2 separate regions of the Mus musculus genome follow, and region 1 is linked to region 2. Evidence: chromatin loops called from intact Hi-C (ENCODE). Cell type or tissue: heart. All regions are shown on one strand. Each heading gives the region's core, and the rest is flanking DNA. Links, peaks and the distances in the headings are about the cores only.

Region 1 (7,563 bases), core at 2,308-6,307, 110 kb after region 2:
TGGGGATTTGATGTCGTGTAGTTGGTGAACAGGTCTTAGCTCCCAGGAATGAGTCAGGAGGCCTTTGAACATCCTACCCCAGCCTAGCAGAGTTGAATGTCTGCCTCCTGAGGAACGTAAGCTTAAGGATTCCTGCTTTTGCTTTCTGGAAGTGGAAGAAAGAACAGTTGAGGTGATGAGAACCTTGGACAGCTGGTTAAAGGTATCAAGGTAAGATCTGCCCCAGAGAAGGCCGGTGAAGCATTTAGAGTCTGCTCTGTTGTGAGGAGTGAAGCTTCCCTGTGATAAAGGAGCCCACTGCACTGGAGTCTGCCAGCCGTGAGGCCAGGAGGCGAGTGGCTGCATCCAAGCTGTGGCCGCAAATCATGGGAGAAATGTCCCTTGAGCACCGGGTGGAAAGGACAGTCATCCTAGTGTTTTGCTCTGATTCATGGCCAGGGGAGCATCTTACTGGGCCCAGGTAACCTTGAGCTTGTTGCCTAACATCACTGTACCCCAGTCTTCCTGGAGGGAAAGTGGGCTCTCAACGCTGCTGGTAGATGGCTGGGGGCTTGACCTACTGATAAGTTTGGAAGTCATCATGGGACCTTCATACTCCTGATGTGTTCCAGGGTCATGATGTTATGAACACTGTCCCCACCCCTGCACACACTGCACACACTGCATACATGCCATGAGCCACCCATGGCTCAGACAATGTGGAACTGAGCCCCAAGCAGTGACTTGGACCAGGACTTGGATATACTGCTCAGTGACTGTTCAGTCAAGGGGAAGCCATGGGCAGAACCTTAGGAGCTGTTGGGGAATACGGGGGAAGGAAGTTGGAACAAAAAGTTTCCCACAGAGAAATAAGAGACTAGGACCAGGAGGTAGGGTCCAGGTCAGTCTAGAATGTTCTGTTAGCAAGGCTCCGGGAGAGTCTCTGGGACTGATTATATTTGCCCCTGAGAACATGGGCAGATAGCACAACAGCCAGGCTGTAAGCGGATCTTCAGAGATTAGCTCTGCCTCTTCAAAGACCCAGCTTTTTAAAAAACAGGGAAGTTCTTTTAGAACTAAATTTGATGAAGACTCCAATATATGACAGACTGTAATTGGGGTTACTCTGATGGAGGAAATGAAGGGGTCCCAAGGTTCCCAGAACAGAGTCAAGTAGAACTTTCTGTACCAGACTGGGGTGCAAGAAAAGTCTGGTCCTGGGCAGGCCTCAGTCATTTCATCTTTCACTCATTGTGGAGTGACCTTGGGGTAACCTTTGTGCAGCTGCAGGCTTCACACTCCCATCTGAAGAATGGGGGGCTCCTGGTCCCCGGGGCCTGCTTGTCTCTCAGTTGCTGGAACTGATGTTGGGGACTGCACCCCATCGTGTAGCCAAGGCTGTTTATCTGTCTTCCAGAGCTGAGGCTCTGACGAGCTCATCTGCTTCCTGGCTCAGCTAATTGGAATCACTTTCCCCCTTTTCCTTCTGACTCTCAGTAAATTATTCGAATTCTCCCAGTCAGAGGCCTGGGTGATGGACAGCCCTGTCACAGCAGCCTAAGTGTTTAGAGAGCAATTGTTCTGTGGAGGGCTGCCATTCCTCAAGCCGGTGCTGTGCAAGGTCCCACCGGGAGATTCTGACAGATCCTGTCCTTGCCCCTGCCCCTGCCCCTGCCCTGCCCCTGCCCCTGCCCCTGCCCCTGTGCCTGCTCCATACCAGCCCAGCTACCAGAGCCTGCTTGGCCTAGCCCGCCAAGTGCAGGCTTCCGGTATGTGATCTTTGTCATAACAATGAGAGCAGCCGAGAGGTATTGCTCTTAAACCCTCAACACACATTTTTATAACCTTTCTGTTTAATAAGAAAGAGACAGCTCCAATTAGCTGGGAATATTCCGCAGAAATGGGATTATTTTAAAAGCTCCGGCAATATTATAAAATAGCTTCAGTAAGTGAACAGCTGTTGCTGGCCCCGCCCGCCATGCACACAGCGCCTCCCGCACCCTGACACCGGGGCTGGGGCCTCCTCGCTCCCCAGGCTCCAGCCCTGAAGCTGAGAGCTGTGCTCCTCTGGCTCGGGAGTCCAGGGCTATTCCTTCACATGCGAGTTGTGGAATCTGAAGAACAGGGACCCCCTTTTCCCAGACAGATGAGGTGGGGACAATTTATAGGTCTCCCGAGGTTGGGCCATAAGCTTGCCGGAGTCCTATTTTTCCAGAAAAGTCCACGTGGAGACCCTGATACACTGTTTAAGGAGCCTCCAGGGGCTGAGATGTAGGTCAGTGATAGAGGCCTTGCCTAGCATGCGTAAGGCATTGGTAACTCTCTGTTCTGAGAGTTGGAAGCGGGGTGAAGACCTACACTGAGGGCAGGCCCCCAGGGCTAATAAAGAACAGGCAAAGGCTGGGGTACATGGTAGGCAGAAAAAGCTCCTATAGGTGCTCTGTGACAGAACCAAGTCAACAATCCAGCCAGTTGGAGGTCTTTGGGGTCCTCAAAGGCTCCACATATCTGTCCTGCCAAGTATTCCCCGATCTGGCAGAATCAGAAGGTTAAAGGTCATTCTCAAGGCTTCAGGGGTGGGGCAGCTGCCTTGTGGCCGAGAAATAACTATATGGTGAGTTCCTCTTGGAGTTGGGGTCCTTGCCTTGCGAGGTCTAGGTCTTAGGCACCCTGCCTAATGGGAATGGGGACAGTCTCAGGATGTTCTTGGGGAGAGACTGCAGCCCAGGAACTGCAGCGGGAGGCAAATGCACCATGTGCTAAATGGGGAAAATGAATTTTACACCCAGACAAAGTGACTTTTATCATGTTAACGACCATGGTTTGCTCATCGTGTCTGGTGCAGTGAAATGGGGCCTGTGGATGTTTTCTTTTAGTTCTGCTTTTAAATGGAGTTATTCCCTCCCACCTCACCTCCTCAGAGCAGACAAGACATGCCCCTCAAAATGGGATGACAGAAATGCCAACTCAGCAAAAATAGAATGTACTGATTTTTTTTTTGATTTTGTTTTGTTTTGTTTCTCCCTCCTACCCCCTAATTTTCATCTGTATCTTCCAGCAAAAGTTAGAATGACATACTCAGGTGTCATGTGAGGTGTCCTGACTGGGAGGCAGGAACACAGCTCTCTGGCCCAGCTCTTCACAATCTGCCTCACCCATTTCTGACCCTAGTTTGCCCATCAGTACCAGAGAAGTAGGTTGGGGATGGAAGTATAGCCAAAGACCTACTCTGTCCTGGCCCTCACTCAGATAACCATGTCAAATGTGTCACTCTGGGTGTGTCTGATGCAGAACCCCCTCCTCTAGTAGCCAGAGAGTTCCAGATAGCAAGTCAGGGCAATCGCTCCTGAGTCTGTGGTACTGCCCAGAACTGATGAGAGATCCTGAGTCAAAGGACAAAGGTTCTGATGGGTACAAGGCAGTTTCCCTGAGCTCTGGAAGCAGCTCTGGAAGCAGGCTCTGCTGGCCAGCCCCTAGCCGTCCCACCCCCGCTTTCTCAGTCTGCACACAGAGCAAACCTTCAGCACATGGCAATTCCATATTGTACCCATCAGCTTTTAAGAAAACACCATCTGATGCCTTGTACAGCTGCCCAGGCAGGTAGCACCCAGCTCCCCAGGAAAAGCCTGCTCTGGGCTCACTGGGATATGCTCATCTAAGGCAAATAAAGAGGTCTTGGGTCTGAAAACCTCTGCCCTGACACCATGCAATCCTGCTCTGGAAGGCTTGCCAGGACCAGACAGGCAGGGTGCCTGAACAGCAGAGATCAGTGGACAATTAGCCAGTCCAGTGGAGGTAATTAATCAATGTTCCAGGCCTTCCCGTCCATCCAAGGCTATGTGTGCATCTTGTCCTCTTCACCAGCACAAACAGTATCACCAATACTACTACTACTAACAGCTCAGAGCTGCTGTTATTGTCATAGTGTGACTATCACTACATTGTGTCACTCTCACAGCGGCAACAGCACCTTCCAACCAGGGTCAATAATTCACTGCCACCTTCCCCACCTACAAACACCGTGTTCACTCTTCCATGACTCAAGGACTTCACGCTCTCCCCTTATCTGATTCTCCCCACAGTCCCAAAAGACAGACAGGTCACTGGTAGGGAAACCAAGGCGTAGGGAGGGATGCCCATTAATGGTGGAGATAGGCTGATTCATATAGGAGGGCCTACCTTCCCTCTTATGTCAGCCAGGATGGACTCCGTTAGGCTGCAATAACAGTCATCCAAATCTTAGTGACTTAGAATAATGAAGGTTTATTTCTTTTCCTTGCTCCATGTCCTTCATGGGTCAGCTGAGACTCTCTGCTCCATGCCATCTTCACACGGAGAGCGGGCTGACCAAACCGCTAAGCCTGGAAGATTGACTGTTGTCATGGCAGATGAAGATGGGGTCTCTAAAGGACTCACATCAGTTGATGAATTCTTTGGCCAGCTTAGAAATAGCACAGGTTTTGTTTACTGCTCTCATTGCCTAGATAGCTAGAGCCAACCATGCAGCCTCACCTGACCACCAGGGGGCAGGAAGGTGCACTCCTACTTTTAGTTTGAGCAAAGTGATTAAGTGACAGGGCATCAAATGACACCCCCCCCTTTCCTTCTCCCCTTTACCCCCCCCCCCAGTCCTGGATACCCACTTTCTCCAGCCACTGGTCCATCAGGATCCTGAGGGGTGAAATGAGATGTCCCTAATCTTCCTGTGTGAGCCTTTTTCTCACTTCTGGCTCTCAAATGTAAACTGCACTCAGGTAGACAGACAAGGAGGCTCAGGGATTCCTAGAGCAGAGGTCTCTCTGGGGACAGGCTTAGGAGAGAATAGCACTTGAGCACACTTGAACACCTGTCCTGTTCCCAAAGGGTCTCCCAGAAATGGAACTGGTGAAGGTGCAGCCTCACCTGGGCTCAGGCAGTACATTTGGCCCAGAATGTAGCCAAGGTACCTACCATGGGAGAGGCTGAGACAGAAACCAGCTGGGAGAGTGTATAGAGCGTTCAAGAGGGAAGTTCACGGACCCTGCAGTCTGCAGGCATTTGTAACACACCTTCTGGGATACCTTAGTCACACACTGCTCCTCTGGACCTCTAACTTAGGTAAGGGTCCCCCTGAAGTGTGAGCTATAGGGAGAAATCCGAGGATAGAGAGTGGGGAGAAAGAAGGAATTGGGTTGCAGATCTGAGATAGTAGGGCTCAGCCTCGAGGCTCCATTGTCATAGAGCAGGGGGAAGTGAGGTGGTAAACTGAATAGGACCAAGAAAAAGCATCTCTAGTTCTCCTGGTATGAAGGGTGCCTGCGCCGAGAGCGAGAGGGTGTGTCCCCTCTCACATCATCCATCACCGAGCCACAGAAGAGTGGCCATGATCAATAAAACAAACAATTATCCTGTCATTACTGATTGCAGGCCTGCGGCCTGTCGGCAGCAAAGGGGGCGGGGGAGGGGGGTCCGGGCAGGCTATAATCCAGAGTCTGATGGAAACAGTACACACTTTGGGTGTTGGCCCAGGGTTGGGGTGCAGGGGATGAAGACTAAAGACTTGAGCTGCCAGGCAGGGCTGCCCCAGAGTGGGAGTAAGGTCCAGGAAGACTGAATTCTGTCTGGTAAAGCCACCCCTGGAGAAGTGGGGGTAAGTCATTCCTCATATAGCTCTTAGTGGGATGGGATGGATCCATCTTCTACCCCTCCCTCCTTTTAACATCTCTTTTGCCACAAGAACTCAGGCTAAGGACCATGCTGGTTAGATATTGTGAGCAATCTCAGCTGTGAATTACATACCCTCCTCTGCCCACCTGCCTCACCTCCCTCATCTCAGGATCTCTAAATACTCAGCCAAAATAATCATTTTTTCACTACTGCCCTCTCAAGGCCCTGTATCCAGGCTGCCTAGACAAGGAAGGTAGTCAAGACAGCCCACATGGAGCCAAGAGACAGGCAGGAGTTACTGTCTTCCTAAATCCTGGGTCTTGACCTCTGACAAAATGCTTGGAGCCTGACCTGAGAACGAGGAAGCGGTGCCCCGTGACCCTGGAAAAGTAGAGCCGACATCTGCCCAGTCAGTGGGGAGGAGATGAGGCCACACAGCCATGGCCACCTCGTCCCTACCAACCCTGTTCCCTGCTGTATTCCCAGCCCCACAGACAGGAAATCTCTCTCCATCAGAAGGAAGGGATGGGAGAAGTGATTTATTATTCTATTCCATTATGCCTGTTTCCAGAGAAACTAATTATGGTGCATTGTTGTATTAGATACTTTCAGAAAGATTACATTTTCTTACTTTGGCCGATAAAAAAATTAAATCCATCAGTTTTCCTAAACACATTACAGTAAAGACAGACTTTCTCCTCGTAATTATTAATCAGTCGGATTTGGGGATGCAAAGCATTTGACTTAAGCTCAATACAGTCACGAACAATGTCCCAGGATCGCATCTGGTATTGAAACAATTTTTCAATTTATTAAAAAGTCATTAACGCAGTTGGGATGGTAGGCAGAGGGGGAGAGCTAGGCTAAGACATTGGGTCAGAGTTCTGCATAGGGGAAGAAACCCCAGGTATGTTTCCCACCTCCCCCCAAGCTTGCTTTAGTTTAAGGAACTAATTCAAGTTGAGAATGGATCTGGAGAAGTCATCCCCCTTCCCCCAGCCCAGCTGGCCACTAACCAGTCTGTCCAGAGTCTACCCTCCATGCTATGAACAGTCTGGTGGCAGGAACTGGTTACGCATAGGGAAGTTTGCCCAACTAAGCCCTGAGCCTGCTGTTCCATAGTTCTGCACAGAGTACTGAGTCAGCTTGACTCCCACTGTGATGGGAAGACAGGCCCCCCTACAGTGCAAGCTCTTGGAGCCCCCACGTGGGGACATGTGGCTCTTTGGAAGGACACCTGGTGTGGCCTGGTGCCTCGTTCCAGTCACTGGCCCTGCTCATTCAATCATTTAATTACTCCTCTGACACTTCCTACTCCCAGGAGGGATTTGCAAGGGTTTCAGAGGCTGGCAAGCCACAAGCCTGAGTTTAGTCTGAATCCTGGCTCAGGTCAGAGCTGAAAAATGGCACTGGGACCTGGGCATATGTCACAGCTCAGCCACTCAAAAACTGTTGACCTTGGACGAGTCATTTAATTCCCACTGAACCTCAGTTTTCGCTTCTGGAAGACAAGGGTGCTTTAGTCTGCCTCCTCACACAAGACAAGGAGAGGTCGTGAGATCTGTGTTTATTCTTCCTTAGCTAGAGTTCTGTCATGCTTCCCCCAGGTTTCATAAGCTCTGATTCCTTGAAAGGGCAGCTCTATTTATGCTGTTCTCTCTGGCTAAAATACCTATCATTTCCACATGTCCTTCTTCTAGAAAATTCCACCTTTCCTTCCTTTAGACCTCTGGTGTTTGTTTGTTTGTTTGTTTGTTTGTTTGTTTTAGTGGTCCTCCTTAAATCTGGAGCAGGAGCGCAGTGCTAACAAAAGCTTCATCTTCCCCTATCAAACTTAGGTCCCAGAAAGGTCAAATTTTGTCTCTGATACCCTTCAAGCAGTGCAGAGACTGCTCCCCCTCCATTTGAGACCTGCGCCACTCCAACTCAGTCCTCGGA
Region 2 (7,563 bases), core at 1,229-5,228:
GGGATCTTATCGTCACCTGCCAGCTTTTATGTGGGTTCTGGGAATCGAACTCTGTCCCTTACACTTGTGTGGCAAGTGTTTACCCACTAAGCCATCTCCTTAGCCCTGGTATAAACTTTCTTCTCTTGAGACTTCTGCTGCCTGCCTTCCACATTGTCATCGCTCCAATGACTATCATCCACTACCCTACTCAGGTGGGGTCCTGCCCCACAATTCCAGTCTTTCTGAATCCATTTCACACTCAGGACCTGGACCCTTATCTCAGAGAGTAGATCTGAATATCACTAGCCCCCAAAGCTCTTCATCTGAAAGAATTTTCCTTTTGGCTTAAACCCCTAGGATAGATGAGACCTCCCAATTCATAATCCTGCAGTACCCTTCTGTGAAGGGATTTGTGGCATTTTAAGTGGGCACCGCACTACACCAGCTGTGAAGCTCTATACTTGGGCTGCAAGATCCACCAAGTCCAGGGAGGTAGCCCCTGGAGGTACCGCTCAAAGCAGGAGCCTCGAGTCACCAGGGCATCTCCCCTCCTCTTATCTAGTGGGCCCTTATTTCCCCTGGGACCTGAGACGTACCTCAGAGTGGGACTTGAGGCTACTTGGGGGCTCTGTAGAGGCCATTGCTTTTCATAACTGTTGGGTCTAAGGCAATGTGGGAACCAGACTAAGGCCTCTTAGTATAGAAAAGATGGAGAACAAACTGGGCTGAAGCCCCAAACTGAACCATGGCTCTAAGGAATCTGCTCCCTTATTCTTCTACTGATTTTCTGCTTTTACCCCCAGCCATTTTGTGTGTGTGTGTGTGTGTGTGTGTGTGTGTGTGTGTGTGTGTGTGTGTGTGTGCGCGCGCGCGCGAGTGCACACTTATGCACTTGCCCTTTCACGCTCTCAGCACACGGCTTTGACCCTAGGATTCATGGGTCCCAAGAACACGAGGATCCTCAGGCTTCAAAACCTAGCAGACAAGGTAAGGGAGCACCCCGGAGGGAGGGTTCAGTCCTTGGTCTCCTTAAGCTCACAGAGTCCCCTGGGCTCAAAGGCCTGGGTCAGCCCGCTGACTCGTGAATAACGGAGTTGCAATAGCCACAGCAGAAGGATTACTTTTAATCCTCGGTAACGATCAAGCCATTATTATTTTTTCGGTGTTACAGATCAATCAGCCCGTCCCCGGGCGCTGGACGTGTGGAAACTGCTAAACAGCCAGGTCTAGTGGTGTGGGAAGGAAGGGCCAGGTGGTGGGACAGGGTGAATTGGGCAGGCCCCTGGGGCTCAAGGTCCCAACAGGCCTGAGAGCGAGGGGGCGTGGGGTAGAGGGACCACCCCTGAAGGCCTGGCCTGCATTCAGCATGGCTTCCTCAAGCAGGGGCTGCACCAGTCTGGCCCTCCAGGTCTTGCTGTGAACTGCGGGTAGTAACAGATCCACACGGAGGGTGAGCAGTCTCTAGGCAGCCCCATTTCTCTAACTTAGCAGCCCTCACAGGTACCCTGTCCAATGGGGTTCTTCTTGCAGGCTCTGGTCCACTTGAGGGCTTTCCCCTCTTAACTGCTCCTCTGCCTGATTAGCCACCTTTTCTGGAAGTTTCCTTTAGCCCTTGCCCAGCCTGTAGGCTTCCTGTTGTGTCTACCTGGTAGGGCACATCATTGTGTGTATGTGGGGGCTTTCAGCTTAGCACTCTCTGCCTTGGTCCTCAGTCTTTACAAAGCACATAACCGTCAGGCCTGCTTTGGGGTAGCCAAGGGTCCTCCTCCTCCCCCAAGACTTACCTTCCTCCCACCTCTCTAGTGCCCCTGGGATGGGCCAGGGGCAGGCAGGCTACTTAACTCTGGGTCAAGCTAGAGCCTCAGTTTGTCCCTGTCCCCAGGGTGTCTGCTGTGTATGGGAGATACACTCTGTTCTTAGCCTGGGCTGTGAGTGACAGTGCCCTGGGAGTGACTCCCTGTCTAGACTCTGGGCTATGCTCTTGAATCCTCCTGTTACCAGGGCCCTGCTATCCCCCCTCCATGCACTTCTGACTAGATTCCTGTAGCCTGACTCACCCACTCCCCGTGACAAATCCCTACTCCTTCTGGGCACCAGAAAATGTTCCCTTATGACACCCAGGGAACCTTCCTTGTGCCTGTCATCTTGATCTCTGAGCTCAGTGAGGGACAGTGCCTGGTTGCTATTAAATTTAGGGTAACTTGGATCCTAGCATATAATGAGTAGATAGCAAACATATGTTAAATCAAGGCCAGAGATATCTGAACCCATATAGAGGTCTGGGCTTGAGCTTTGCCCCAGCCAGTCAGGGCTGTGATCCCAGGCCTGTGGTTTGGCCTCTGGGGACCTCTTTTCCTCACCACACCCTGCAGGGTAAGGGGTCCCTAGGGCCATGCTGCTACTGTGAAGCTGCTGATGGTGTCTTGCCTGGCCTGTGGTGTCCCCACCATGGTCAGCAATGGAGGGAACCGCAGTGGGATTCTGAGGAGGGCTGTTCACAGCCAAGTCCATCACGATAACAGCAGGCATTTCAGAGGCAATTATCAGAGAGTTTCACTTAACAATCAATTTCCCTGAGCTCTGGGAGCTATTCTTGCAAGAAAAGGCAAGAAAGAAGGGGACAGGCTGTGCGCTGGGCTGGGGACAATACTCTCCTGGGGAGCAGTGGGCCACCGGTACCTTCAAATTTCAGTAAGTTAAACGTCTTTAGCTTAGGGGGACTGAGACAGACGATGGTGTGAGATAAGGGACCCAGGCCATGGACAACACCTGGAGGGTTGGAGTCCCTACATCCTGGGCTGGACTGGGCTTGGGAATAGTAAGGAGGAAGAGCCCTCAGGTGGCTCACCCTCTAAAAACCCTGCCCACAGCACCCCGCTTCTTGCCTTTTCTATCCTCTCTCATCCGGGAGCCCCTCAAATCAGAACTGGTGGCAGAAGGCTCTGGAAGCAACTGCCCATCAAACAGGACTTGTTCAATTGCATAGCCAGGAGGGAAAGGTTTTAGAGAGTTTTGGGTTTTAATTAGTTACTGCTACTGCTGCTTCCAAGAGGATCTGAGAGGCTTAGAGGGAACTTGTGATGAGCCAAATGTTGAGCTCTGGGGTCCAGGGGGTGGGTGGGGATGAGCCACGTGGGAGCTGGGATGGAGAGAGGAGCTCTGAGGTAGAGGCCAGGGCCAGTAGGTCCAGAACAGAGTGGTAGCACCAGAGAGATGCTCTGAGAAACCATAGGAGGGCTATCAGAGTGTTTGCAGTCACAGCCTAGCTAGCATTAGACATGCCCAGCACCTACCTAGGCCAAGGCTTCACAGACTAATGCAGTTTATAGGCCAGATGGAGGATTGCAGGGTGCCTAAGACGGGATTCTTTTGTGGCCGAGGGGACTGAGGCAGAGTATTAGTGCCACTGCCACAGACCTTCCTCTGGTCAGGGAGCGGTGCAGGAGACATCTTCAGGTCTACCTAATGCCACAGCCCAGGAGGGTTGGACTATAGGCCCCTCAGGGCAGGGGCTGATCAGGCCAGGTGGGCTTGGCTGGCTTGGCTTACCTGCTGTTCCCTAAGTGGTTCCCTTGTCCTTTATCCAAGAGGAGGACCAGTAAAATGGTCCCTAAGAAGTGTCCAGAGTTTACCAACTAATCTTGGTGTCCCTGGGTCCTGTCCTGATGATGGTATGCCCAGCAGCCCCACCGAGTAGCCTCGCCCAGCCCAGCCGTCTCCTGTTGTCTCTTTCCCTGAGGCCCCCACATTAGATCCATATTGTGCACTGCTAGATACTAAATACAGATTTCCAATTTCCAGAGCTGTTATGGTCTAATGAGTAAATAATATACATATTTAAAACTGTCTAAAAACATATCTGCATAATTAAAATATCTGCATAATAACGAAGCAAGACGCAGCTCAGCACCGAGGGGGTTGGAGACCCAGGGCTGACAATAGGAGTAGACGTGGAGGCTGAGCTGGGGAGCTGGGCACCAGGCACTTCTCCTCCCTGCCACCCTGTCTTGAATAGGTAGTGGTGTGTCCATCTAAGCACCCCAGTAAGGGAGTAGAAGAAAGTCCAACTCAGATCAACCTCTGTACCTCTTGTTGTCTGAGAGCGGGCATGCACAAATGGACAGTGTCCGGTACATAGACTGCTGGTGCCTTCCTGGCTCAGACCTCTTACTGCAGCGCGTAACCAGCTCAGTGCTTTGCATGTGGAACTCACTGACCATGACCTTCTTGTCCCAATCTTCTACTTTATAGAATCCCAAGGGATGAGGGAACGTGTGTCAGTTTGGGCAGAGCAGGCCAGCCAGACCCATGCCTTACCTGTCCTGTGACTGGGACACATCAGTCCCTCCCTTCATCCATCCCAACTCTGCTTCCAACATAAAGATAAAATTGCCATCAGAACAATGGAAAACAAACCCTAAACCCCTCACCCTAGTTCCAGCAACCAAAAGAGGCAAATGGCAAACAGCCCCAGGATGGCCTGTGCTGCAGGAAAGGGGCTTGTGGTGGTTGACAGTGACAGGTTTCCTAACCTTTTCCTTCACTGGCCACGCACACGCGACATGAGTTGCTAAAAAATAATATAAAATAGTAAAGCGAATTTGTTTTCCTATAAAAAGGTCAGAACACATGTAACACGGAAAAACTCATCAGAGTGGTGGTCTCTCTCTCTGCAGGTGTGAAGCTGCTTCTCTGCTCCTGCCTAGGCCCCCAAGGTCCCTGTGGGCCCTGCCAGCTTGGCTATTGATTCCCGCACTTCTCTGTACCATCTGGGAGAGACAGTTTATATTTCAATTTTCCAGAACAAAAGGAAAGACATAAAGTGTGGTCTGGGGTGTGGGCGGGGTGTGGTCTGGGGTGTGGGCGGGGTGTGGTCTGGGGTGTGGGCGGGGTGTGGTCTGGGGTGTGGGCGGGGGTGGAGGCAAGACAATGGCCCTATCTGGTGTCCCCAAGGTATGACTTTCAGAACACACAAATTTCCCCAGAAAATTACTGGGTCCTTAAAGACTGGGTTCCTACGGAAGACACACATGCAAAACACCACATTGTCTTGTAACAGGTATGTTGAGAGAAAAAGGGGGGGAGGGAGAGGGAGAGGGAGAGGGAGAGGGAGAGAGAGAGGCAGGGTGCATTTTAACACTAAGAAGAGGAAAGTTATTAGCTTGAAGACACTTCTTCTGAGGGAGGGAAGGAGGGAGCGAGCGAGCGAGCAAGCGGAGGAGGCAAGTATACCCACAGGTGGCCATCAGTTCCACCCGTTTGATTGCTTTAGCTTTAACGAGAACTTTGGTCCGCACAGAAAGAGTGGGTTGTGTCACTGGACGGCAGCCAAATCTATCCACAGGATGAGGAAAGGGAGGCCTGTGGCTTAGCACATACTGTTGGGATCAGCCTGAGTTCCACTCTGGCAATGGACTGCCTTAGGAGGGCTGGGTGTAGACCTAGATAGCCACACAGGCTCTTGGACAGTGTGTGTGTGTGTGTGTGTGTGTGTGTGTGTGTGTGTTGTGTGTAGTGTCTCACAGGTCCTTGACCCACCAGGTCATTGTACTACCTCTAGGTACCCTAAGGTTACCTACCTCTAGGTTAGAGGATTAGGTGTTAGGGTTAGGGTAATTCTCTAACCCAACCTTAACCCTAACCCTAACCCTAGCCCCTAACCCCCCCCTAGAGGGTGCCTGGTAAGAAATAAACCACTATATCCAATAAACGGCCTTAGGTTGGAGTTTGGGTACCAACTTCCAACTTCAGATCCTCACTGTGGGTAAGTGCTTTCCACCAAGCAGCACTGAGACTGAGTCTCGTGCACTCCAAGACTGAAGGGGCTCAGTCTGAGATGATGTCTAACCCCTTGAGGGTGTCAATGAAGGAGAAGCCCCAATTTTGTACCCTCTGCCCTGCCTCAACCACAGCATGACCACCGTATATCTCTCCAGGCGAACTGGTCCACGGTGAGCAGGGGGATTGTCCAGTAAGTTTAGCAGATTTGCTTCCTTTGAGTTCTGACATAGTATATTCACCCATGCTTCTCTCTGCCTTTACTGAGCCACACAGACAGCGTCAGGGAGGGCTATCATGGAAGCATGGCATTATCTGAGTTTCCCAAGGAGCACACCAGTGCATGTTGCCCTCTCATCAGGCTACATTTTGAGACAGGCAATGCAGGGTTCTGTGTGTGTTCCTGTGGGTGACAATGTCATCTCCCCTCACCTGTCCCCCACGCTGGAGGCCTGCGTTCCCGAGACTCAGCAATTGCTATCACTTCTCTGGTCTCAGTTTCTCACCTGTATAATGGGAACCAGAGCCCTTAGAAGCTGTGGGGACATGGACTGAATAGGTCTGGATGGAAGATATGGTTTCATTTTGGACACAAACCCCAGGTCCTGGCTTTTCCTTTCCCTTGTTCCTGATGACTGTTCCGTTCTACTCCTCAGTGCACTTGACTGTCTAGCCTTGGCTTGATCCGACTTCTGCACCTTGTGCCAATGGACTGCCCCTCTCTTATGTGTCATCTTCTTGAGTGTTGTTTATTATCCCCCAACACCCTGGCCTGATCTCTAACTGGCACTGATGGCCATCCCAATGTTGACTTTTTCCACCTTGATCAGACTCCCAGAACCCCCAAACCTAACTTTAGACACCCCCATACCCAAAGTGTCTGGCATAAATGCATCCATCTCTACAGGCCTATGCCACCATGTTGGCCCCTATGTCTATACCAGTGTTTTCTGAATACTCTGATCACACTTCCTTCCTGTTGCATTTTTAACTAACTAACTAACTAACTAACTAACTAACTAACTAACTAATTAATTAGTTTGTAGTCTCTGAGATAAGGTCTTGCTATGTGGCCCTGGATAGCTGAAATTCAGCATGGAAACCAGGTGATTTTTCTGCCCCTGCCCCTTGAGTTGAGACTATGGGCAGGGATATGTCATCCTATTAGATCCTGTTACCATTTTTCCCCCAACTGAGGGTTTTCTTGTGAAGCCCTGGCTGTCCTGGAACTCACTTTGTAGGCCAGGATGACCTCGAACTCACAGATCCACCTGGCTCTGTTGCCATTTTTAATAGGGCTGTCGTAACCTTTTCACTCTCCCAGAGACGACTTTGAACACCTCTCTTTTACACTTAGGTTCTACACTCTTGTTTTGTTGGTCCCTGAGCCTAAACCATCAGCACTTTGTATTTCTTTTGGTGTTTACCAATGCCCTTCAGCAAGCCTGGTTCTCTGCTAGGGTAGGCTCCAGATCTTTCTGGGCTCACATCACAGTATACCGTGTTTGATTCTATCCCAGATGTTATCCTAAGGGCAGGGACTTGATTTGTGAATTTATATAGTCTCCGTCCTAGACATGGCCCAACTCAGCCAGAAGTACTGAGTGACTGCAGGCTTCTATGGTGGTCAGTGGGGTCAGAGGTAGATCGGGAGGGTCCCTAGAGAGCTGTTGACTCAGAGACTCTGGGTTTCTCTGGAATAAAGATGGCAGATACCAAGTCACAGTAGCACTGATGACAGAGCAGAGATCCAAGATGACACAGAAGGGAAGGTGCGGGCAGGGCAAGAGGCTGAGTCTAAGC

The links. A loop is a pair of places that touch in the nucleus more often than their neighbours do. Peaks named below come from ENCODE experiments on the same cell type or tissue, not always from the same donor. Only the 100,000 strongest peaks of a DNase experiment are listed, where the experiment ranks them.
Region 1: it touches region 2 in a loop (2.0-fold over the local background); 1 of 42 quality-filtered maps calls a loop at or near these places.

The regions. Positions count from the first base shown.
Region 1 is chr9:107,383,842-107,391,404 of GRCm38, reverse strand. No RefSeq gene overlaps it. Among named protein-coding and RNA genes, the nearest start is that of Cacna2d2, 12 kb to the left of the region's middle. In heart, for the core only: a CTCF peak has its summit at 4,485 (motif pointing right); no DNase peak of the experiment used is centred there; H3K27me3 peaks cover 847 bases.
Region 2 is chr9:107,488,144-107,495,706 of GRCm38, reverse strand. The region is part of intron 3 of Cacna2d2 (calcium channel, voltage-dependent, alpha 2/delta subunit 2); the gene reads right to left. Gm34037 (a long non-coding RNA gene) reads left to right here and starts at 4,924. Exons shown (of 2, transcript XR_871151.3): 1 at 4,924-5,041. In heart, for the core only: no CTCF peak of the experiment used is centred there; no DNase peak of the experiment used is centred there; H3K4me3 peaks cover 302 bases; H3K27ac peaks cover 3,260 bases.